Linked DNA regions of Mus musculus: all the other regions are linked to region 1. The links are chromatin loops, found by intact Hi-C in ENCODE. Cell type or tissue: heart. All regions are shown on one strand.

What was found. Peaks named below come from ENCODE experiments on the same cell type or tissue, not always from the same donor. Only the 100,000 strongest peaks of a DNase experiment are listed, where the experiment ranks them.
Region 2: a loop joins it to region 1, with 2.9 times the contacts of the local background. A loop is called at or near these places in 2 of 42 quality-filtered maps.
Region 3: a loop joins it to region 1, with 3 times the contacts of the local background. A loop is called at or near these places in 4 of 42 quality-filtered maps.

What each region holds. Positions count from the first base shown.
Region 1 is chr5:53,994,612-54,002,611 of GRCm38, forward strand. Stim2 (stromal interaction molecule 2) reads left to right here and starts at 3,912. Exons shown (of 12, transcript NM_001081103.2): 1 at 3,912-4,423. The coding sequence starts at 4,273. Gm30601 (a long non-coding RNA gene) reads left to right here and starts at 640. Exons shown (of 2, transcript XR_376962.2): 1 at 640-1,506; 2 at 1,791-2,002. In heart, a CTCF peak has its summit at 4,848; DNase peaks (open chromatin) are centred at 850, 3,700, 4,230 and 4,490; H3K4me3 peaks cover 4,166 bases; H3K27ac peaks cover 3,403 bases.
Region 2 is chr5:53,805,488-53,813,487 of GRCm38, forward strand. It overlaps Tbc1d19 (TBC1 domain family, member 19), which reads left to right and starts at 4,140. Exons shown (of 21, transcript NM_144517.4): 1 at 4,140-4,371. The coding sequence starts at 4,273. In heart, no CTCF peak of the experiment used is centred here; a DNase peak (open chromatin) is centred at 4,124; H3K4me3 peaks cover 1,485 bases; H3K27ac peaks cover 1,078 bases; H3K27me3 peaks cover 288 bases.
Region 3 is chr5:54,069,917-54,077,916 of GRCm38, forward strand. Stim2 (stromal interaction molecule 2) reads left to right here. Exons shown (of 12, transcript NM_001081103.2): 3 at 5,364-5,478. Among named protein-coding and RNA genes, the nearest start is that of Stim2, 75 kb to the left of the region's middle. In heart, no CTCF peak of the experiment used is centred here; no DNase peak of the experiment used is centred here.

The DNA of each region.
Region 1 (8,000 bases):
TCTGAAGCGCTGGCATTCTAGTTTGCACCATTATTTGAATCTGGTAATTTTCAGCTATGACATTTTTACTTTTCTCTTCATCCAGTTTCACTCATACAGGAAATGCCAATACCGTTCCTACCACAGGCATTAGCACTTATCAGAGATATCAACATCTCTCCCACAACACTTCAAATTAACCAGTAACAGAGGACACTGACTTTGATTAGTCACAAAACACTGATCCACTTGGCTTTGGTGGGTAGATTTGACTTTCTTTTGTGGGCTGGCTCTAGAAAAGCTTCCTTTCTCTGCTCCCCAGAGAAAGATGCACAGGTTTTCGCACCCTCAGTAAACTGGGTGAGGCATAACCTTTTCATACTGGATTGAGGTAGCAAGTGGCTTACAAGTGAACAACTTTCACTACTCTTCCGCCCCCCCCCCCTCACCCCCGGCCCCAGCCCTTTTAGTGCTTTAATGTACTCCACGACTTGAAGACTATACTCATATTTGCTAACTTTCATTGCTTCTACCTTGAAACCCTATTAGCTGTTATTACTTTGAGTATTTCAAAGTTCTCAGGACCTTAATTTCCTGGGAAGCTATGAAAGTGGTCCAGTTCATAACCCGGTTTCCCCAAAGAGGACTCTTTCTTGCATTTCCCCAGAAGCTATCTAAGAAGGGCAAGCAAAGAGCAGTTGTCCACGGTGCTCCTCTACCCTGATGTGGCAAGAACCCCCCACTCCTTGGGGTCACAGTCAGGCTGGGGAAGCTGTGGGCAGGCGCGACCTCAGTCGGAATTCCCCTGGGTGATACTTTCATCCCGCCTCACGCCCACAGCGCTCCCTCCTAGAGCTACTGCGCCCGCCCACGCGGTGATGTCATCACCCGGGTGTCGGGCGCGCGCGGACGGTCCGCCCACGGAACCCGGGCGCGCTCTGTGCCAGAGTCGCGCACCTGTGGCGGCCGCCAGAGTCCGTGGGCATGCGCGCTGCTACGGGGAGGCTCCTGAGCTCGCAAGCGGAGATCCGGTTCTCCTAGTTGGAACCTGAGGCAGGCTGTGTGGGCCGTGGGGGAGCAAGGATAGAGGATGGTGAGGGTTTGCTCCAGAGATGGGGAGGAGCCAGTGCAGTTCTTTTGCTTTGGGTGTGCACTGAGAGTTGGGTTCATCTGCAGAATCGAAAAGCCTAGGCAAAGTGAGATGCGTTTAATCCTAACCTAGGAGCACCTTTAGCATACACGCCCAGAGCCTGAGGCCAGAGTCACTAAGTACAAAGCACCTGGGTGCCAGGGACCCAGGGAAGGCTTTCTTTGTTACTATTTTTTCCACTCCACCAATAATTCTGTGGTGCAGGTATAATTGGGTTCCTAATTAACTTGCCTACGCGTCACACAGAAGAGCCGGAGTTGAGGTTTCTACGAGGTTGGTCTGATAACAAAGTTCAAAGCTGCCCATCAGACACGAAGTCAAGACTGTGTTAAAATAAGACCGAGAACACATTCTGAAGATACACGGCAAGTTGTGAGGTTTGGACTTTAAAGGAGGGGGCTGGGCTGTAGGAGTAGGGTGGCCAACAAGGGAAAGGGGTTCCAGGAAGATTTTGATGGAATTTGGCAAGAGAAGCACCAGGCAGGAAGCTCTAGGTTACCAGGGAAAGGAAAGGGAACCTGGGCAGAGGACGTGATTATCACCGCCTCAAGTCTTGTGTTTATGTGTACACTTTGCAAGTGTAATTCTCGATCTAATTCTACGGATGGGTTTTTTTTTTTTTTTTTTCAAAGTAATGGACTTGCTCTTGCCTGTTCCCTAGGCCTATGCTATGATGCACCGGAACAATGTGCCCCTGAGTAACAGTGTGCACCACGGCTGCGCAGCCAGAAACATCGGTACCCATAAAACAGATCTATAAAATAGAGGGTTTATTCTAGCCCGTGTCTATCTGAGAGAGGCCGCTATGGTGAATGCTGGTTCCTTACCTGTGGTCCCACTAGAGAGAAATAAACATTTATGATTCCAAATCCATTATCGGGTCTCAGTGTGCCCTGTGTTTGAAAGAAATCGTATGCCATCTTTGTTTAAAGAAGCTCGGGCCCAGTGGATTGCTAGTTTTTCCTGGTTTTATATTGTTATTGCTGTAACATAGTTTGTACTACCCACGTTAGGAACTAATTCCGAGTCAGAACCGTGTAAGAATCTATAAGGTAATAGACAAAAATTGTATCTCCTGTCCAAGATGGTAAAGTTCCCTAGGAAAGGACTGTTAGCAATTTTAGAGCTTCAAGTTCTGACTTATTTGACATTTCCAAGTGTTTCTTAGTCTGCTGAATATAATACCCCACCGTATAATACTTTGCTCGGCGTATATGAGATGTTCAGTAAATACTGATGAATTAAATGATGCCTCCTGTAGAGTAGGAAAGGAACTTATTTACTTCCTGGTTATCCGGTGCCTAGCAGTTCTGTCTACTCAGCAAACACAAGGCTTCACTGCCTTTCAGCAAGCAAAATAGAAACTTACTGTTGCCCGGTAAGGAACGGCCCCACCCTCCAACATAATGCCCCTAAGAAGTATGTCAAGAAATAATTGTGGTTGATTAGCCTTGTTATTATTCCTGATTCTTTTCTGCAGTGTGCATCTTCCTCTTCCACTACCCGACATTCTTTTGGTCAAGCTTCCTAAGGAATTGTTATGTATTTGACTTCTTGACTTCTGGAACAAACTGATCTAAACTGCAAGCCAACAACAAAATCCAACAGTAGTCAGACCTATGTTCTTAACAATCCTAGCTTCGAGTTCTTAAATATGTGTGTGTGTTCAACACCTCCTTTTACATTTCAAAGGTTTTCTGAAGAAATGCTTTGATATGGGTCTCTGAGGTATGTAGCTTGCCTCTGAGTGCCATTTACCTGGGTCACATCCTGAGGACTCCTACCACAATTGAAACAAAATAAAAAAACAGCCAACAACAATAACAACAACATAGTCCCATTGCAATGGTAGCATCTACTTGAAGAAATAGATTCCGGTTCTTTTCCCCTTTTAGATCAATTGGATCTGGAGCAGAATTGCAAGAGCATCCACAAAACTGCTTCATTGCAGATAAGCAAAATGGTCAAGTCTATGTTGTAGTTGGGGCAACCTGTTCAGCTGGCAGTCTATAGAAGTGGTGGTTTGGCAGATGAGTGGCAGTGACTGCCTTCAGTGTCAGCATGGAAAATAGTAAGAAGCTAGAGCACATTATTCGAACATTTCCATTCAGTAGTTGATAAATCGGGCCATGTCCATTTATTAGCTATGGGCCGGTGGGTTGGTTAAGCTATTTTAACATTTCAGCGCTTGGGTTTCGTCACATGTAAAATGGCGATGAGATTGAGTTACACTATGCCACTGTAAATTGCTTAGAGAAATTCCTAGCACTCTGGCACAAGGTATGCGCTTTGCCAAATGTTTGTCAAGTAAATACAAAGCTAGGCTGGGTTTCCCTCCGCTTCTACAAAGCTGGCAACCGGTAACCCCCACCAACATCCAAGTTAGGGGAGGCCGCTGTTTCCCACTGCAAGGTTTTTTTTGACCCACGGGGTTAAAGCACTCAGAGGATCTGCGACGTCGATACGCTTTATCCAGGTCTCCAGGCTGCCCATCATCAGATCACGGCGTGGGCGAGACTCACTCCTTCCTCCCGCTCAGCTTCTCTGGCTCCTGAAGCACAGCCTGGGCGGCTGTCCCACGCCCCGCCTATCGGTCTGGGAACGCCCCTAGGGGCGGGGCCCACGACCACGCACGCGCAGTGCCGCGGCGTTGCGCCTGCGCCGTGGCGGGGCTGAGGGAGGCGGGGGATTGGTATGAGAGCGAGTGTGTGAGGGGAGGGAGGTGGCCCGGCCGAGCGTGGTACTACGGCGGGCGCGGGCCGGAGGGGGCGGGGGGATGCGCCGCGGCGGCGGCGCGGGCGCTGGGCTGGGGCTTGGCCGCGCCAGAGCAGCGGATCCCGGTGTCGCCGCGGCAGCTGCGCGGGTGTCGCGCTGGGTCGGAAGACGCCGTACCACTGCGCTCCCCCACTTTTTTTTTTTTTTTTTTTTTTAAATAACCGGAACCAATGAACGCGGCGGCGAGCCGAGCTTCGCGGGCCGCCGGTGAAGGGAGCGGGTCAGCACCCGGCGGGAGTCCGCTTCCGAGGCGGCCGGGCCCCGGGCAGCTGGCGGTGAGCGAGTGGCCGGCGGCTCCTGTGAGCGCTCCTCCCGCCGTGGCACCGGGCCGGGCCTCGGGCCGCCCTCTCCGGCGGCGCTGGGCAGCAATGCTGCTCTTCGGGTTGTTGGTGGCCGGCGTGGCGGACGGATGCGATCTGGTGCCCCGGCACCTCCGCGGGCGGCGCGCGTCGGGATCGGCCGGAGCGGCGGCGTCTCCTTCGGCTGCGGCTGCGGGCGAGCGCCAGGCGCTGCTGACAGGTGAGGCCCGTGCGGGCGACGGGCAGGCTTGGCGGGACTCCCGGCAGGACCCCATCCCCCGAGAGGGCGCCTAGCGGTTGCCTTGGCGCCGGTCGTCGCACTTCGGACGCCTTCCTAGTCCACCGACTGGCGCCTCTACTGTGCTTTCTTCGCCCTTAGTGGGCTCCTGCGAGCTTCCCAGCTGAGCAATGCAGTGGTTTCTCTTTCGTGCTGCCGAAGGGACCAGTGGGGTCTGTAGGGGACTGGGCTCATTTCCCCTCTTCCCAAAGCCGCCAAAGAAAGTAGGCGGCGGCAGCAGCAGCAGCAATGCGGTATGGAGTTGGCCCCTGTTGCCTTTGCAAAGGCGGCTGGCAGCTTCTTACCGATCGAGAGCCGGGCTGAGCGCCCTGTCCCAGGGGAAGCTGCTGAAGAGATTCTTTGAGAGCCACAGCACCTAGTGGCACTAGTGGTTCTGTGTTAGTATGAAGAAACGTCAAAGTCTGGTGTGTTTTTGTGGGGGTACGAGGACGCTTTAAGGGATGGAAAGTATATGCTGTTTGAGAGCATCACTGGGTGACAAAGGGTGCAGAAAGCGCAGCAGGTAACCAGAAACACACCTACAATTTACCAAGTGCAGGATATTTGTGACGTGGATTTGGGCAGCATAGTTCTGATGGAGTGCACCAGTACCTTTTTTAAACACAGAACGTTCTAGCACTTACTGAAAACTTGCAAATATGTTTGGTAAGGTTAAGTAGAAAATTGTATGCTTTTACAGCCTTCGTTGTCTTATATAACTGATCTGGTGTGGTTTAAGCAGTGATGTAAAGGTCCTGAAATGATTTCCTGGGGCACAGTGCTGGAGGTAGAGTAACTTATTTTTCTTGCTGCTGTGTTTATTTTTAAGGTAGATCTCTAGGTTTTCTGGAAGAACAGCAGGATTAAAGAGGAATAAGATGATTCACTGTTAATTTAACTGCAGTGGTAGCCCAACAGGCGTCTGGGAGTTACTAACAGCTGCTCAGCAAAGTGTTCAGGAGTCTTTAGATCATAGCAGCTTTCCTCTGAGTTCTGTGACAGGCTATTTCCTGTTGCAGACAGAAGAAGGATGTCGGTAAGCATTGTCAGGCACTTTGAGAGTTGGAGGGTATAGAGCATAATGATTAGCATACTCAAGGTACTCAAAAAACTTACCAGATCCTGGTCAGTTGAACCAGGCAAGTCATCACTGGTTGCCTTGGATAAAGGATTATAGAATGATCTTTAGGGACGTAGTATGTAGGGAGGGATATATTGGGTGGTTTCATGCTCAAATAGTTATTTTCTAACAAAAATATGGCAAGTGTGGAAGGGAACAGTGTTAAACTAGTTAAAACCTACACTAGAGTGTAGGTTGAGGGCTTATTGTCTCCCCTAGGAGTGGAACGTTAGCTTCTAAATGGTATAGTAGTGTGGGTCCCCCCACCTCTTTGGCAGAAATGTTTGATTACATAATGCCTTAACAAATGTGATTGACAGAGAGGCAAGTGATCTAGAACTTTGGTGTTTATTGACTCTTCAAGCAAGTATGTTTTACTGAGAACATCAAGAAATCAGCGCAGATGGACTTCTAATAAGCTGTAACCCTTTTAATTTTCTCTGTAGTTATTTATGGCACAGTTGAAAAGACGCAGTGATTCTTAGTGGGAAAGATCATCACACAAAGTGAAGTTGTGCTGTCGTGCTTTTTAATAAATTTGCTGAAATGTTGACCTCGGAATTATTTCTGTTTATAAAAGATCTCTTTTTTTCCCCTTATGTTCAAATATTAATTTTAAAACGTTAAACATTTCCACTTAAAGTTTCAGATTTTACAACTGCTCAGTATCTAAGTTGAATAATAGAATTTTAATAAGTTTATGAAAATACAGTCAGCAGGGCTGGTGTTTAGGGAAATGTAGATTGAAAAATGACTTGTGAAAGTAGAATGTGTTGAAAAATGCTTTGAATTGTATGGCCTCTGTAAGGCCCTTTCTCATTTAATAGTTTTTGTGGGTAGTTCTCTTTTATGGCTCCATTTGTTTTATTAAACCTGGGACATAAATGGATGGCGATACTTCACACTTCAGGAAGTGGAGCCACAGGCAAACCCTGTTACATTCCAGACAGTGTTAATGGATAGATGCAGACATGAGCATATGAGAGAACTACATTTTATGTGGATTTTGCAATCTGAAAACTTGTGAAAGAACTGTGAGAGAATTTTTCTCCGGGGTTCCCTGTGAAAGTGGCTGTCTCACTGTTGACATGTCTAATAGTTTCATAAACTGACAGCGACCCCATTCTCTGTTTTCCTTCCCAGATTAGCACTTTTAATACTTAACCGTTAGGAGCTTCTGAGGCGTTTGCTTTTTATTAAAACAGTCCAGAACACACCTTTACATTGAAGCTTACTTCCAAGGGTCTTATGTTGGTGTATTTTTAGAACAAATTATCTTTAAGTCTGGCTTGTTCTTAGTTTTGAACAACAACAACAAAAGTATTCTTGCAGAGATAGGCAATGATACCATCAAAATCAATAGATCCATTGTCTTACATGTTGTAGTAATATAGAACCAATATTTATAATATCACATAGTAAAATATTTAAATTGTATATGTGCATATGCATGTTTATATTTTTAGTTAAAAAAGTAATCCACATGATTAAAACCTAATTCAGATTAAGGATTGAAGGCTGGAGTAGACAGAGGATATTTTAAATCCGTACTTTTGAAAACCTTTTTTGTTTAATATATACAGCATCAATGGATTGAGCCAGAGTGGAGTGGTTGAGCTCATCAAAATATTGAAATAATTGTTTCTGAGAAATCATGGAAGGGCAAAAGTATGCAAGCTATCTCTCTGCCTCTTCACTCTCTGTCTCTGCATATATATGTATGTGTATGCACAGAAAGCTCAGGTTGGGAAAATATGTAGAATAACAACACTGTTTTTTTTTAAACATATACACACACAGCTAATTGTTTCAGAATTTTTAAACAACCAACATTAGCTTTAAAATACTCTATAATTTTGAATCAATTACAGTAACATTCTTTAGTGCTTATATAAATATTTTATCTTAAGATTTTATCACTTCACCTATTTGGTATATTACAGGAGTATAAAATGAAAAATTTAAGGTATGTCTTTTAGATGTATTAAAATCTTAACAAACCCCACTATTCTTAGTTCAAAGTATTATAGCATTTTGAAGGGCCACTTTATCCAGACGTGTTAAACCGCTTAAGCCGTGGGGCATTCACTAATTTAGTTGGGAATTTTTCAGGTTATCTTTGGAAAAATACTAATCCAAGCTTTTAATTGTCACTCACCCTACACTCCTAAGACATATCCAGTAGATACTGCCTTAATAATGCCATTTCGAGTGGTTGGCTGGATCGTGCTGTACATATGCCACGTTGAGTCATGCCATGCTGGTGTTTACATTGTGACAGCAGACTGTGTTTTCCAGAACCTTCTTTTGATGCCTTCCTGCTATTTCGTTTTCTTCTGCAGTCTTTGGCTATTGCTGTATTTACCTTGTATTGTCAGTCACAGGACTAAAGAACCTGTT
Region 2 (8,000 bases), 190 kb before region 1:
AGAGAAGTACATATAAAATAAGAAAAGACATGGAAAGATAAATATCTAAGGTGAAAATATGTGAATGTGTGTGTGTGAAAGTTTGGTGGGACAAGCAAACAGAATGGTGCTTAGAGAACAGAAAAGGCACTGAGCTAGGCAAACTTGCTCTACCATTAGCCCTGACTGCAGGAAGGAACCAGAGAAACTAGGGCATCATTTTCCCCCTTTTTCCTTTTTTCTTAACCAGTAAATCTCCCTTGCTCCAAATAGAACAAATTGTATTTCTAAAGTCCATTTCCATTTGTACAACCAGAGACAATCACTGAGAATTTTATAGAGCGGTTTCCAATTATTGGAATTAGATGGAAGTAATTTACAAACAAACTACTTCTTTCTCAAGTCACCAGGTTTGATCTATTTTTTTAAATATCATTTGCAAATATTCTCCTCTTGTCATATAATCTCAGACCATATTTTCAAAGGGCTATCCTTGACAGCGTACAGTTCAATAAATTCTGAAATACAATGTGCTGAAACAGTGTCTTCTTTTAAAACAAAGGAGAATAATTATCAGTGTAGCTGGTACAGTTCATGGAATAAAGAGGGTGCTTCATAGTACCTCTGGAGTGCACCTCAGTGACTTATGGGAGTGGGAAGGATGTTATTGACATAACTCACATCCTTTCATAAGGTACCACTGTTCAGTGCTTTTCACATGTATGTTTGACTGCTATGCAGTGAGATCCACACAGAAATCAGAGCACAGCTGAGAAAGGTGACATCTTAGGGTTTTATTGCTATGAAGAGACACTATGACCAAAGCAACTCTTATAAAGGAAAAAAATTCATTGGGACTGGCTTAGAGATTCAGAGGTTCGGTCCATTATTGTTATGGTGAGAAGCCTAGTAGCATGCAAGTAGACACGGTGCTAGAGAAGGAGCTGAGAATTCTACATCTCGATCTGACGGCATCAGAAGGAGACTGTGCCACACTGGGCATAGCTTGATCATAGGAGTCCTCAAAGCCCACCCCCACAGTGACACACTTCCTCCAACAAGGCCATACCTCCTAATAGTGCCATTTCCCATAGGCCAAGCATTCAAACACTTGAGTGTATGGGGGTCATATCTATTCAAACCACCACAGGTGGGTTGGGCCCAGAGACCCAATTCTGATGATTCAGAAACACCACTCGGAGGGTATTTCAGGAGATGTCTTTCTGTGACTTTTTAACTTATGCCTCTATTTAGGCAGCTGTAACCACTCAGGTGACTTTGGACTCTGTTATTCACATAGTAGGCTGAGTCAATTGTCACCTTGAAATGTGAAATTAGCGGATTTTCCCAGTCTCTACTTATTCCGGGTACAGTAACGATGTTGAATGCAAGTCCTCTATTGGAGTCTCGAATTGAGACCTTTCCTCTTCAGTTAACTGTGGAACAGGGACCTGAATACAGAAAAAGGTGCACACACAGGTGGGGGAATGATGGGCCTGTCATTTATTAAAGCTCTTTGCATACTCGCTACATCATCCTCAGGGAACTGAGAATTCCTTAAGAGAAGGGATAGTCCTTACTGATCTTTGTACTCCTGCCAGCCTTCCTCTGCAGCAGGTGCTTCGAAAGGTCTTGCCAAATTAAATTGGAAAAAGGGAGCAGAGGGCAGTCTTGAATTGAATCACACTCCATCACACCTGCTTCTATGTCTGTAGGAAACATTTTTTAGTGTTATGATTAAAGGTTTATTTTTCTTGTGTATGATTTGAAAATTAAATCTACACCAACTTCTTGACGGTTGCTTTAATCCTGAACATTGCTCTCTCAGAAACGATTTAAAGCATCTATCTGTACAAAAACTTGGGCTGGACACATCCACATTTCTTATATGTTTAGTTACTTTCTGTTTCCTGTCAGAGTTATGGGATATTATTTTCCATAGTTATGTCAGTTGTAATATCTTACTCATTGACATTATAATACTAGGTATCCTTTCTTTACAGAATACTCTCCAGGATGGGATTTTCTTTCTTTTTCAGGCAAGGAAGGAAAAATCACACAATTCTCTAGGAAGGGAGCTAGGATGTTTTCTGAATGTGGGAGTCTTGCTTCTTTGCCCCAAGACTCTCCTAAGCCTAGGCAAGCATGATTATCTCTCTCCATATCATCCCTTTATTTGCAACATCAAAGGAGCATTTACCACCATTTTTATTTTTTATTGTTGTTCAAGGCCACGTTGCTTTAATCAGGTTCATGATCAGGTGGGTTATTGACTTGAAGGAACTACAAAAAATAGTGTTATATTCACCCACAGGCCTGAGACACTCTGTGTTGAGGAAGAAGGTTTTGTAAAGAAACAAAGATAGTACGATATCTCTTTCCTGCCTGGGTTTTTCTGAACCGGGCAGACCAGGCAGATTATCTAGAATCTGTATCTATCTTCACGGTATCTCTGTGATGGTGTGACAAATGCCAGTATGTGGGAGATGTACCTAGATGGCAGGTGTCCAATCTCACTGAGTTCCTATTGTCTAGCTGCTTTTGTCCCTTCCCTATTTAGAGTTTGCTCTTGGATCCCAAGCATTTCAATCTTCAGGCCACTGTCAGCAATTCAAATGAACAGATCTCACTGGAGGCCTATTGAATCTGAACTCGAGTTTGATTTAACAAAACCTCTTGTGACTCTTAAGCTCATTAACGTTCAATGTAATTAGGCTAAACTAGCCTTTTCAGCATTCTCAGCCTGTTTTCCTGAAATTCTACTCTTGCTGTGCTTAAAAAATATGTATACACACAAAACCAAAATTAATCCGTAAGTATTTTGGTGATATTATTCTAATGTGTATTCTAATTATTCTATTATTCTAATGTGTATTCTAATGTATAATTACACCTTAGGGCGTTTGCTGACCTACTATTGGCCTTTGGATTAACGTTCAATTAGTTAAATCAGTTACTTCTAATTATAACTATGTTTCATATATTTCCTTGAGGACACAAACTGTATTTTATTAAATATTTGTGCTCACACAGTTCCTTGTATGTAAATGCTCGATAAACTGAAAGTTGGACCATGTCTAAAAGATGGAATGAATGCATAGAAATCTAGATGGTAGATTTCTTAAAGACAAGGACAGTCAGGATCTTAGTCATTTTAAAATTAAGAATACTAAAAAAAAAAGTATTAGTAATTGTTGTTGGTTAATTTGTATGTGAAAGGAGACTAATACCAGGATATGATTGTAGATTCTAGAACAGCAGTTCCCAAGAACCACCCTTTCACAGGACTTGCTTAAGACCATTGAAAAAGGGCTGGAGAGATGGCTCAGTGGTCAAGAGCACTAACTGCTCTTCCAGAGGTCCTGAGTTCAATTCCCAGCAACCACATGGTGACTCAAAACCATCTATAACCATATGACAGTGTACTCATATACATTAAATAAATAAACTCTTAAAAAAGACTTCCTTTAAAAAAAGACCATTGAAAAACACATATATTTATATGTGTTTCATAACAATAGCAACATTACAGTTATGAAGAAGCTGCAAAAAAATTATGATTAGGGTTCACCACAACATGAGGAACTGTATTAAAGTGTGGCTGCATTAGGAAGATTGAGAACCACTGCTGTATAAAGCCTAGAGAATAGAAACAGTCGCAAAGGAAACAAGCGTGCAACTTCATGAATTGCTTCTTACCTCAGCCAACTATCAAAACATCCTGCCAATTGGTGTAAATTGAATTCTGCAATTTAAATACATCGCTTAAGTGCAACAGCTAGTATCAGAGCCCATAATTTTGGGGTGTAACCAGCAGCAATTGTGTTCACAGGCGTGTTCTGCAGAGATTGACTGGTGGAAGAGTTAAGAATCTCTATAATACAGAGTCTATATAGTAAATTTCAACACACACACACACACACACACACACACACACACACACACACACACACCACCTCGTTCTCGGTTCTTTTTTGCACATCTGAAACTTTGTGGCTGCGGAAGAACAAGCTTTTGTTCTGTGTTTTCGATCAGACTGGGTAGGAACAATGAAATCTACTTCCCGGCCCTGGTCTCTTTCCGCCCTCGGAACGCATGTGCGAGGTCTTTCAGATGCGGAGGGGACCAGAGAGGGACGGACGCACGGCCCAGCAGTTGCCTGGCAACGCCCGCTGGAGGAGTCCCGCCGAAAAAAGGTCCGGGAGAAGTGTCAGCGGCCAGGAGTGGGACCCTGCAGCGCATTCTTTCCTTGCCGGCGGCCGTCCCCGCGGCTGGCGGGTTAGGGCAGGGGAAATGTTGCAGGAGGAGTCGGACCTGTCCCTCATCATTGCCCAGATCGTCCAGAAACTCAAGGGCTCCAATTTGTATGCTCAGCTGGAACGGCAGGCCTGGGTAAGCGGGGCTGATGGGAAGCTATGGAGACCGGCAGGCCGCAGGATGACCTGCCTGCTACACTGCCTTCACCCAGGCCAGAGCTTTTTGCTCTCTCCACCCCTTTCTGCTGTTTTAAACCCCTCCCTGAGCCTTGCACCTTGTTTGCTCAGACCCAGGAGTGAGGCAATTGTATTTTTTTAAAGATGGGTGGGGCTCATCACGCCCTTCTTCAGGCCAGAGAATGGCCAAGGCTTCTCCCGTTTATTCTTGTAGTCGTTTAAGGGACCTATTTTTTATTTTTTAGATGTTGGACTCACGAGCAGCATGCCTTCCTTCTTTTTTACTTTCTCGTGGATGGATTGGGATCCCATGTGCTTTATTCTAATGTGTCACTTTGTTGCACTTTGCTCTCCCTACAGTGATTTTTTTTTTAATGTGCCCACCTAGCGTTTATTGAATTCATTTAAACAGACTCGGCCCTGCGAGTAGACAGAATAACCAGTAGAGCTTTACTGTATGAGAATGTAGTGTGAATGGAATCCTACAGTACCAAAACTTTTGTGGATGCTTCTGTCCCCGTTAGGATTTTGAGATCCATCCAAACTTGGTATTTTAGTACTTCTGTTCCCATTAGTTTCTCTAGTTAGTACTTACCTGGTGGATATTTAGGTTGTTTAGAGATTATGGATAATGCCAATATGTATATTCTGTGACTTTATCTTTATCCCATGGATTGTCCAGAAAATGTATTGTTTAGTTTTCAAATTTGGGGAGATCTTTCCAGTTTCTTCCTTTTGTTGATTTCAAGTTTAACTCCAGGATGGATAAAATTTATATTATGTTAATTCTTTAAATTTTGTTGGAGTATTTTTTTATTTTTAAGATTCGTAATTTGTTTTCTCTTGTTGAACATCCTTTGTGTACTTAGTAAACATCTTTTTTTTTTTTATAATTTAGAAATGTCAGTTAAGTAGGTTGAAAGTTTTGTTTAAGTGTATCTTTACTGAGTGTGGTATGTGATGATTAATCTTGTTTGTTGACTTAAAACACCTGAGAAGAGGAAACCTTAATTGAGAAATTGATCTCCTAAGCTGCCTCTGTGGACATATGCACGGGGCATTTTCGTGATTCCTAACTGAAACAGGATGGCTGAGCCCACTGTGGGTGGTACCATCCCTAAGCAGGCAAGCCTAGGCTATATTATCAAGGTACTGAATGATGAGCCTGGGAGCAAGCCAGAAAGCAGATCCTCCAGGGTCTCTGCCGTAGTTTCTACCTTGAGTTGCTACACTGGCTTTTCTCCGTGATAGGCTGTAATTTGTAAGACAAATGAATTCTTTACTCCCCCCACACCCAGTTGTTTTGGGGCAGTGCTTTATCATAGCAACAAAAAGCCAAGCAAAATGTGGTGCTTCAGTTAGCATATATAGGTCATGAGTGAAGCAAACTCTGAGATTTTCCCTGTTCCCTTCCTTACACCCTAGACTGCACCCAGCCTTCTGTTACTTCTGGTTAGAGTCTTGGAGCATAGAGAAATTGCCTCAATATTTCTACTACCTCCCAGCTTCACAAGTCTCTCTGCCTATGTGTCCCTTTCCAAGCAATAGGCTGATTTAGTCTGTGCTAGCACCATGGTAGGTGTGGGAGCTTCTGATTCTACACTATTAGTTCATATACCTTATCTGTGCAGGGTCCTTATTAGCCCTGGCTTTTATTTTTCTTTGTTTTGCAACTAAACTCAGCCTTGTATCTGTGGCAGGTGTGTGAAACAGACACACCTGCTCTGGTGTCTGCTAACATCTCTGAATTGGCATGAGGTCCTAGGCCCAAGAGAATTTTTTTTTTCAACCTGTCCACATTGTAGAGAGCTTTTACAACTATTCTAAACTGGGGAGTTATTGCCTGAAATTTTAAATAGAGAGTTTCTGACATTGCTTGTGATTTAGGGTCGTTGCCTCATGGAAGGGGAGAGTATTGTTGATGTAGCAGTTTTATGCTTGTTTTTACATATTTAGCCAGCAGAAGGTACTCTGCAGATTCCTGTGAAACCCTGGTAGATGCTCATGGGAAAGGGCACAAGATGAAAGTGGATTCCTTCTTTCTTGTACTCTGGGCTACTCTAGACTGGTCTGCTAGCTCATAATTAGTCTGTATACTACGTACCTAACCTCTGTGGTTATCTGGATTATAGCTCATATATGGAAAGTTTAAAAGTTAACATCCACATATAATGGAAACTATACTATATTTATTGGGGGGGGGGAGTATGAGTTACCTCACTCATGCTTATTCTTTTTTCAAGTGCCATCCATCTACCTGCAAATTTTATACTTCTATTTTTCTCAATAGCTGAGTAATATTCCATTGTGTGAATAAACTGCATTCCCATTATCTGTAAGTCAGTTGATGGACACCTGACCTGTTTCCAACTTCTGGCTAGTATGAATAGACCAGCAAGGAGCATAGATGAGCAGAAGTCTGTGTAATAGGATGTAGAATCCTTCAATTATATGCTCAAGGGTAGTAGAGCTGAAACATAAGATAGCTCAATCCCCAGCTTCCTGAGAAACCACCACATTGATTTCCATAGTGGCTGTACACGTTTGCACCTCCCTTTGAATAGAAATGAATAGACATTCCCCCTCCCCTGCATCCTCACCAGCATGTGCTATCAATTTTTTTTTGATCTTCGCCATTCTGAATGAGGAAAAATGGTATATCAAACTAGTTTTAATTTGCATTTTCCTGTTGGCTAAGGTTGTTGTACATTTCTCTAAGTGTTTCTGAGCCTGTTGGGTTTCATCTTCTGGAAACTCTCTGCTTAGTTTTGTACTCCATTTTTTAAAATGAAATGATATTTTAAGAATCATGTTTTTAGTTTTTATTCTTCTATAGTTCTTTATATAGTCTAGATACTAACCGTTTGTAACAATTTGCAACAGTTGATGAAGATCATTTTCCAGTCTGTAGGCCAATGCTTTGCCAGACGATCATGTCCTTTGCTGTAGGAGAGGCTCTCGTAAGGAAGGGGAGATAGAATATATTGTTATGGCGACAAAAAGGGGAAATCAGAATTGGATGATTAAATAAGGAGAGGGATAGGGAGACCACTGAGAGAGACAACTGACAACAAAGGCAATTGGAAACACCAAGTCGACACCTACACCTACAGAAGCTTTCTAAAATATATACACACGTGAAAGGAATTTAAATGAAGTTACCAAATGATAGGGAGACAATGCCCCAAGTAGACATTTTAATACCACTGAGTAAAATGTCCAGTGCCAGGAATGGGCTACTATTGTTAAATTGGTCAAAAGGGTCCCATGGACATGCCTTCATCCCCAAATATCGCAGGCTGTTGCCAAAGCTATCATGCACTCTCCACAACCTGCACTATTGCTGAAGAAAACATTTGTCTGTGTTATCAGACATGGAGAAATCAAGCTGGTGCCTAACTAGAAGCTTCAGTAGTATTGACCAGCATTCATGGTACCAGGAGGTATCCTGCACACTACCAAGGAAGAAAAGTAATAATCAATATCTCTCATCTACAACCTCTGCAACGAGCAGCAGTGACTTGCCTGCGAGATTATACTGGTGCAATATGACACAGTATTAAGGGAGAAACAAACATTAAGGCCCAC
Region 3 (8,000 bases), 75 kb after region 1:
TAATCCCAGCACTCGGGAGGCAGAGGCAGGCGGATTTCTGAGTTCTCGAGGCCAGCCTGGTCTACAGAGTGAGTTCCAGGACAGCCAGGGCTATACAGAGAAACCCTGTCTCGACAAAACCAAAAAAAAAAAAAAAAAAAAAAAGGTAAGAAATTCACTTAACAGTGAATAAACTCACCATAAAGTAGAAACATCTGACTTATGTCACTGTTATGGGTTCTCTGTTAAAATCTTTCTGCCTCTGTCTCTGTTGCTTTATCTACATAGGGAAGTTTTTTGGTTTTGTCTTTTTGAAATAACATAGTTTTAATCAGTCTTCTGTCTATATATTTGGACTAATTTGGTGTTTTTCTAATGCCATTGCGTAGTACCACTTTTTAAATTAATGGGCAGACTAAAGGAATCCTAGATATTTTGCATTGTAATCATAATAGTGAGGAGGCATCATTGATGTAGCTCACACCATCCTGATGATTTCAGTGTTGGGTTTCTCACTGGCAGTGGTGGTGCGAGCCTTTACTCCAAGCACTCAGGAGGGAGAATCAGGCTTTGAGTTTGAGGCCTACAGAGTAAATTCTAGGGCTACCCAGTATTCAACACTTCCCCCACAAACAAACAAACATCCTCAAGGGTTTTTTTTTTTTTTTGTAAATTATTGATTGAATTATCTATCTCTTCTTTATTGACTGGCCTATTGGATCAGTATTATAAATAATGGTTAAGGTCTAACCTACCTTTACTGGAGTTGACAGTAATTATGAGGCCTGTTGGGCTGAGCTCTTCTGAGAATGGATTTGAGGAAGTCATTCTGGTGCATTTATTACCGGTAGGCTGTGGCTTGTCAGATGGGTTTTGATTTTTGGTAGCTCAGTGTGGTGAATTGATGCCGTAGCAGCAGGGAGTTAGTTGCAACTAACTGGGTGGAATAGAGTTATGTATGTGTTAATGTATAAACTGCCCAAGTGATTTTCCAGTTTTTATCAACATTGAGTTTAAATATCTGAACTTAGGAACTGAAAACTTTTTCACATTTTAAATAATTTACCATTTGCTATAAGGTATTAGTGAGAACATAGTCCAAGTGTGTTCTTTTGTATTTTTTAATTTATTTACTGACTGACTGAATGACTGGCTGGCTGGGATGGGGCACGAGTGCCACAGCACACCGGTGGAAGTCATAGGACAACTTAGAGGAGTTGGTTCTCTCTTTCTGTGGCTCTGGGTGTTGCACTCACTCAGATCTTCAGGCTTGGTGGCGTGTGCTTGTGTCTCATCTTTAAAGTGAGAATGTGGCTGAAGAGGTAGCTCATCAGGCAAAGGCATTACCACCAAGCTTCATGGAACCCGAATGGTGGAAGGAGAAACTCCTTTCTGCTCTATCCTGAAATTCCACATCCATGAACATGCAATTAATTTTATTTGTGTATTAAAAATATTAATAACAAATTAATAAAATAAAAGAGTGGGCACAGGAGTGGCAGTTTTCCTGTTGTGTGTTCTTCCTTCTAAGATCCTACACTAAGCTATCTCCATGTTACCCTTAAGTTGGTGATAAGGACCCATCTGCTGTAGTGACTCACTCACTAGGCCTTGAGATCGCATGATATTTTGACGACATGTGTGCTTTGGGAAAGTCTCTCTGCTTCCATCGTCAGGGAAGAGGCTCTAGTTTTCTTCCACATTTTAGTCTGGCATGTTTTGTTTTAGAATATCTTAAGTGGAACTCCGTAATATCGGGAAGTAGGAGACAGAAGAGAAGTTAAGTGACAGTGGTACTCAGACTTTGAATGTATGTCAGATTCCAGAGTTTTGAGTGTGGTGATAAGTCGTGTCTCTTGAGTATTGAGGCTTATTGGGGGTCCAGATTTTATATACCAGAGAGTAGAATAAAACCTGCGCAGTCCAGGAATTGAAAGTAGGAAGTCACTGAGGCGGCTCTGGGCCACCTGTGCGTCCATCTAACCTCTTCCTCTCTGAGTTACCTCTGCTGCTGTCCTCACTTGTTCTCTGCGTGTTTATTGGCGTCAGCTGGTCACTTAGCACCTGGTTCATGGCGACTGCTCCTGCTATGGTACTTTTAAAACCAGAGTATTTACCTCCTTGAAGATCCAGAGTCATAGCTAAAGCATGGACTTCCATGATTTTAATTGCAGGGTTTTGGTGTGTGTGTGTGTGTGTGTGTGTGTGTGTGTGTGTGTGTGTGTGTGTGTGTGTGTGTGTGTGTGTAAAAACCCTATCATTCTTGTATAGTTGCAGTTCTCCTTTAGGTGAGCTATCTGCCCTCTGATCCAGTAGCTGTGTAAGTGGGTGATAGAGTCGGGGAGGATGATGGGATATAGGCATGGGGCTTTATTAAGATAGTAGTTCTTAGGGGAAAGGGCTGAAACGAAACAGAATAAATGTCCAATAATAGTTTTAGTGATATGCATTAGCTTTTATTACAGAAGAGTCACAAAAGCAACAGTACAAAAAACGTGATAGATATTACAGGTGCAAAAACTGAAATGTGTTTAGTGGTACTAGAATAGCTTATTTAGTATGGCTATCCCTGTGACTCCCTTTGAAAAGCATATATAGTAAGCACTTATTCACAGAGCAGTCCTGGTTAGTACTGTCAGCTTACGATTTCTTGGAGGAGGTTTGTGTGTGATTAGACATGTCCACCAAGGATGTTATTTACTTAATTGAATTTCAAATTTTGCTTTCAGATTTCTCAACTCATGTATTTTAGTAAGTTAAATGAGTTGTCTTTTGCTTATCTTTTTAGTTATTTATGAATTTTCAAAATTTCTCTAGTTGGCCTTTTTTTTCCCCACCAAATTAATAGCTTAGAGAAATCTGAGCGAGCAGGCACAATTTTGTGTTTTATAGGATAGAGAGGAGAGCTTAATGGAGCCAGATGTGCCTTTGAGTTTGTTGTTGCAAAGTTTTATTATCCTGTGGTCATGTTTGCTTAAAGCAAAAGTATTTTTAGATAATTCTAGGAAAAGTATAATTCCATCTATTTGGATTTTACCTAGCTTTCTTAAAAATGGTTATTTTATTGTTGGGGGAGGTTTTGGGGCATCCCAAACAACTCTAGGGGAAGTATCCTACTCTTGGTACTAGGGTTATTGTTTAAGAACCCATAGTTTTTGGAGGAACTTTTTATCCTGTGTAGGGGCGCTCCCTCTCACATGGAAAGCACACACATGGAGTTTATAGAACAGTAGGCTTCCACATTACTGTTTCAAAGCTTCCTAGTGTTAGTCTCCTTCTCCCCGGCTCTGCCTTCCTGCCTTCGCCTCTTTGCACTTAGGCCTTCCTCTCCATTCTTCTCCCCTTTGCCTCCATGTCACCAGTGTTCTGTTACCCACACTCCCTCTTGATTTGTTAAGCACACACTTCATATATAGCCATCAACTTATTCTGTAATTTCTCAGATATTAGCTAAGTATCACATCTCATCCACATGGATGGAAACTAGCTCATTTCTAAAGCCACAGAACTGTCCTTTTCAGTGACTAGTGCTCACACAGTGAGGAGGATTTCCTGGGACATTCTTTTTGATGTGTATCCCATAAATGGAACAGTTGCTATTTGTTCCAGCTGACTGGACTGTTTCCAAAGCTGGCTTCCTCTTTGCTCAGTCTCTCATCATGCTTTTCAGTCTCGATTTTCTATTCAGCCCTTGGATCTCTTCCAAGAAGAGCAGGTTCTAAGCATCTCAGGTACAGTGATCCCACATCCCCTAAGTATTCTACTAGATCCTAAAGATAGCAGTTTGGAAGAGTAGGAAGGGTGGGCGGGAATAGCCAGACAAGCCCTTTTAACTATACCTTTACAAAAAGTTTTGAAGCTTAGAAAAGTAAATGATTTGCTTAATATTATTATATAGCTGTTAAGTCGTTTATTCTTGTCAAACCAGAATGTTGTCATGTCTGAGATGCTGCTGATTGTTAATATATAAAAAAATAAGAACTTTGCTTTTTGGGTTAAAGACACTTGGGACTGTGACTTTCTGCATTCTGAATTTCTGAAACAGTCTATGATCTTCTTTTGAAACTAAGTAATAGTCAAGACAGATAAAATAAAATAACAAAACAGAAGAAGAAGGAGGAGAAGAGGAGGAGAAATGTTGAGTTAGAAAGCACAATGATTTAAAATATTGTATATTTAGAGTAGTACTTTTATTTGGAGAAAGTTTGAGGAGGTAAATGATTTACAGGCTATAAAAAATAAAATTTTTAAATTTATTGAACAGTGGAAAAGAAATATTAAAGATCTGGTTAAGTTTTAACAGAGCTTAATTTTGCTGCTTTATCTCTAAATATTTTAAGGTATGCTTAATAAGGGTATGCATAGGTTTATAAAATATGCTAGTATTACATTGTAGCCTACTTTGAGTAATAGCTTAGATGGTAGAAAAATACTATGGTAAAAGTGATTGAGATTAGTGTTAGTTTTGTTGGAAATACCTCATCACTGATTGTGTGTCAAAATGTAATATTGTGACAGTAGCTGAACTGTGTGCTTGACTGTAGCTTGTGACATTGGTTGGTGTCTCAATGCTTGTCCATTGTCTTAATCTTGGGCATGTTACTTAGCCTCCCTCGCCTTGGCTTCTGTACTGGCTAGTTTTGTGTCAACTTGACACAGCTGGAGTTATCACAGAGAAAGGAGCTTCAGTTGAGGAAATGCCTCCATGAGATCCAGCTGTGGGGTGTTTTCTCAATTAGTGATAAAGGGGGAAAGGCCCCTTGTGGGTGGGACCATCTCTGGGCTGGTAGTCTTGGGTTCTATAAGAGAGCAGGCTGAGCAAGCCAGGGGAAGCAAGCCAGGGGAAGCAAGCCAGTAAAGAACATCCCTCCATGGCCTCTGCATCGGCTCCTGCTTCCTGCCCTGCTTGAGTTCCAGTCCTGACTTCCTTGGTGATGAACAGCAGTATGGAAGTGTAAGCTGAATAAACCCTTTCCTCCGCAACTTGCTTCTTGGTCATGATGTTTGTGCAGGAATAGAAACCCTGACTAAGACAGCTTCCCATTTGTGAAATATCAGTAGTGCCTTCCTCACAGGACCATCACCAAGTTCAGACTCTATGGCTTTCTAAATCTTTGTGTGTGTGGATGTGTATTCACATGCAGTGTAAATAAATGTAGACTCATATCTATTAAGTGATAAACTTTGAATAAAAACCTCACTGCCTCTGTTTTCATGATTAGAAGACATTTTGTAAAATGTGTTTAGCAAGCATGAGAAAATGGCTTAAAATACCAACAGTGTATTAGTGTCTGGAAAAAAGACACCACATAACACTCTTGTTCTTAGTTTATCAGGCCCAAAGGATCTTACTTATGTTTAACTTAATGTTTTCTCTTTCATAGTTTATCAGAGAAGATATGAAATATAAAGATGCTACGAATAAACATAGTCACCTGCACAGAGAAGATAAGCACATAACTGTTGAGGATTTGTGGAAACAGTGGAAAACATCAGAAGGTAAAACTGTGCAGTGCTCTGGAGCCTTGGCTTGTCTGCTTCTGCCCTGCTTGGCATTGGCAGCCCTACTAATTGCATATAATTATAGAGAAGATCATGTTTCTGTGAGAATATTTATATTTAAAAAAAAAAAAAAGACTTTCTTAGAGGCTGGGTGTGTGGTGCTGCATTCCTAGCAGTTGGGAGGCAGAGACAGGTGCAGTTTTTGTAATTTCAAGGCCAGCCTGGTCTACAGAGTGAGTCCAGGACATCCAGGGCTATTACACAGAGAAACCCTGTCTAAAAAACAAAACAAAATAAAAAACAAAAAAAAAGTACCCAAGGAGCTAAAGGGATCTGCAACCCTATAGGTGGAACAACATTATGAACTAACCAGTACCCCAGAGCTCTTGACTCTGGCTGCATATGTATCAAAAGATGGCCTAGTCGGCCATCACTGGAAAGAGAGGCCCATTGGACACGCAAACTTTATATGTCCCAGTACAGGGGAACGCCAGGGCCAAAAAAAAAAAAAATGGGAATGGGTGGGTAGGGAAGTGGGGGGGGGGTATGGGGGGACTTTTGGCATAGCATTGGAAATTTAATTGAGGAAAATATGTAATAAAAATATTTAAAAAATCTAAAAAAAAAAACCAACAAAAATAAGTAAACAAAAACCCCTAACTCTTAGATGCATTAAGTTACAGGCTATTTTTATATACTTTGATATCGTATACTAGACTAAATAGAAATGTTTGTTTGAGCTTATTGCGTAAGCTTTTAAATGGTATTCAGATGTTTTATCAAGTAAAAAGAGGAAACTCAGGTTTTCTTTTCAGTTGTGGATGTCTAAAGTCTTCAGGAGCCCAGGAATTTTAAGCTTTTCCTGAAGCCCTCTGTGAACCCTGCTAATGCTGTAATCTCTCTCGTATGCCTTGTATAATCTTGTCCAGTTGAAGACATCCAGTTGAAACCCCCTATGCATGCTGTTTTTCCAATGTATACACATCTTCAACAAAGTATAATTCATAAGTTAGGCATAGTAAGAGATTGTTAGGAATAATAAATAACAAAGTAGAGTAATTATAGCAATGAATTATAAGTAAAAGTTCTGTGATATGTTACTCTTTAGCTATCATTAGAGCAGATAGCATATACTGTTTGGATTCTCTGGACAATTCATGTTCTTACCAGAAAAGCACGAGATTTTTGCTCTTCCTTTCCCTTCTCCCCTTCCCTTCTCCCCCTCTCTCCACATGGCCATGGCTCCCCTCTACTTCTCTACACTTCTCCCATTCTCTGCCTTTCTACAATAAATGCCTTAAAACCAAAAAAAAAAAAAAAAAGCACAAGATTTTATTAAACTACTTAGGACACTCATTTGACAATGAGTTGTTCATATTCCTGGAATTTTCCGTCAGTGCTTTTCTCACTGAAATGGACTGTTAGCTGAAACCACAAAAACTGACACTGTAGTTGAAAGACTCCTGAACTAGCAGGATAAAATTTAGTAATTTGTATTTTATTTCCTTTCTGTTTCTAAGTTGTGTATTTATTTTGTGGACAATAATTTTGTACAGCACAAGAAAAACCTCATGCCCCAAAGCCTTGGCACAGAAACCAATGCCAGGGACTTACTACAATTTAAGCCGTTTCCGAAGTTCATTCAGTTTATTCTGCTTTTCAGTATCCGTTAACCAAATTATCCCTTTTTTACAAATCTCAAACAGTTGTTATGGGATATATTTTTTCCTAGAACTTTGAATAACAAAACTAAGGAACTGAGCAGACTTTTATAAAAAGATAAATAAATTACTAGTTTACTAGATTATCAGTGGTGACATCTGGAAATGGCAGCAGGGAAGCCAGGAGTGCGATTATGAAGAGCCGTTTGGGGATCTTCTGAAGGAAGAGATGTCTCACTCAGATGGAGTCTGTATGGCCACTTGTCACATCTGGAATATTTTTTTTCTTGGACAAAATTCTTTTTAAGACAAAAAGGAGGTGTCAAAAATTACCTCTATCGTTTCTTATTTATTTTACTTATGTTGATTGTTGTAAATGCATAGCCTTGGTTTCTCAAAAGGACAACCTTTCGTAGCCTTTCTGTAGAGATCTACATTGTTTCTGAGTAATCACCTTGAATGAACTATGGCAAAGGAATGTGTTTGTGGGAGCTTTATTGTCCCCATCACAGCTGTGTCCTATATCATCTATTCTTCACCTAGTAGAATAGTTTACTTATAATATAAATCTGAAGTGTTCAACACCTTAAAGTGGCTCACAGAAAAAGAAAAAAAGAAAAACCCAACACAGACCTTCACAAAGCACTTTAAGCCATGCCTCAGTGATGGTCACTTCTTTTACCTTTTGGCCTGTCTTCTTCACTTCCATCCAAATTAGATTGGCCTCTTCCTGTTTCATAGTGTGCAGGGACAGATGTCCTTTTGGCTGGCTTCCTTCTCTTTCTTTAATCTTTATCAAAGGCCAGTCTTCCATTGGAGCCTACTTCCTTTTCTGTTCCTCGTTTTTCTGACACTCAT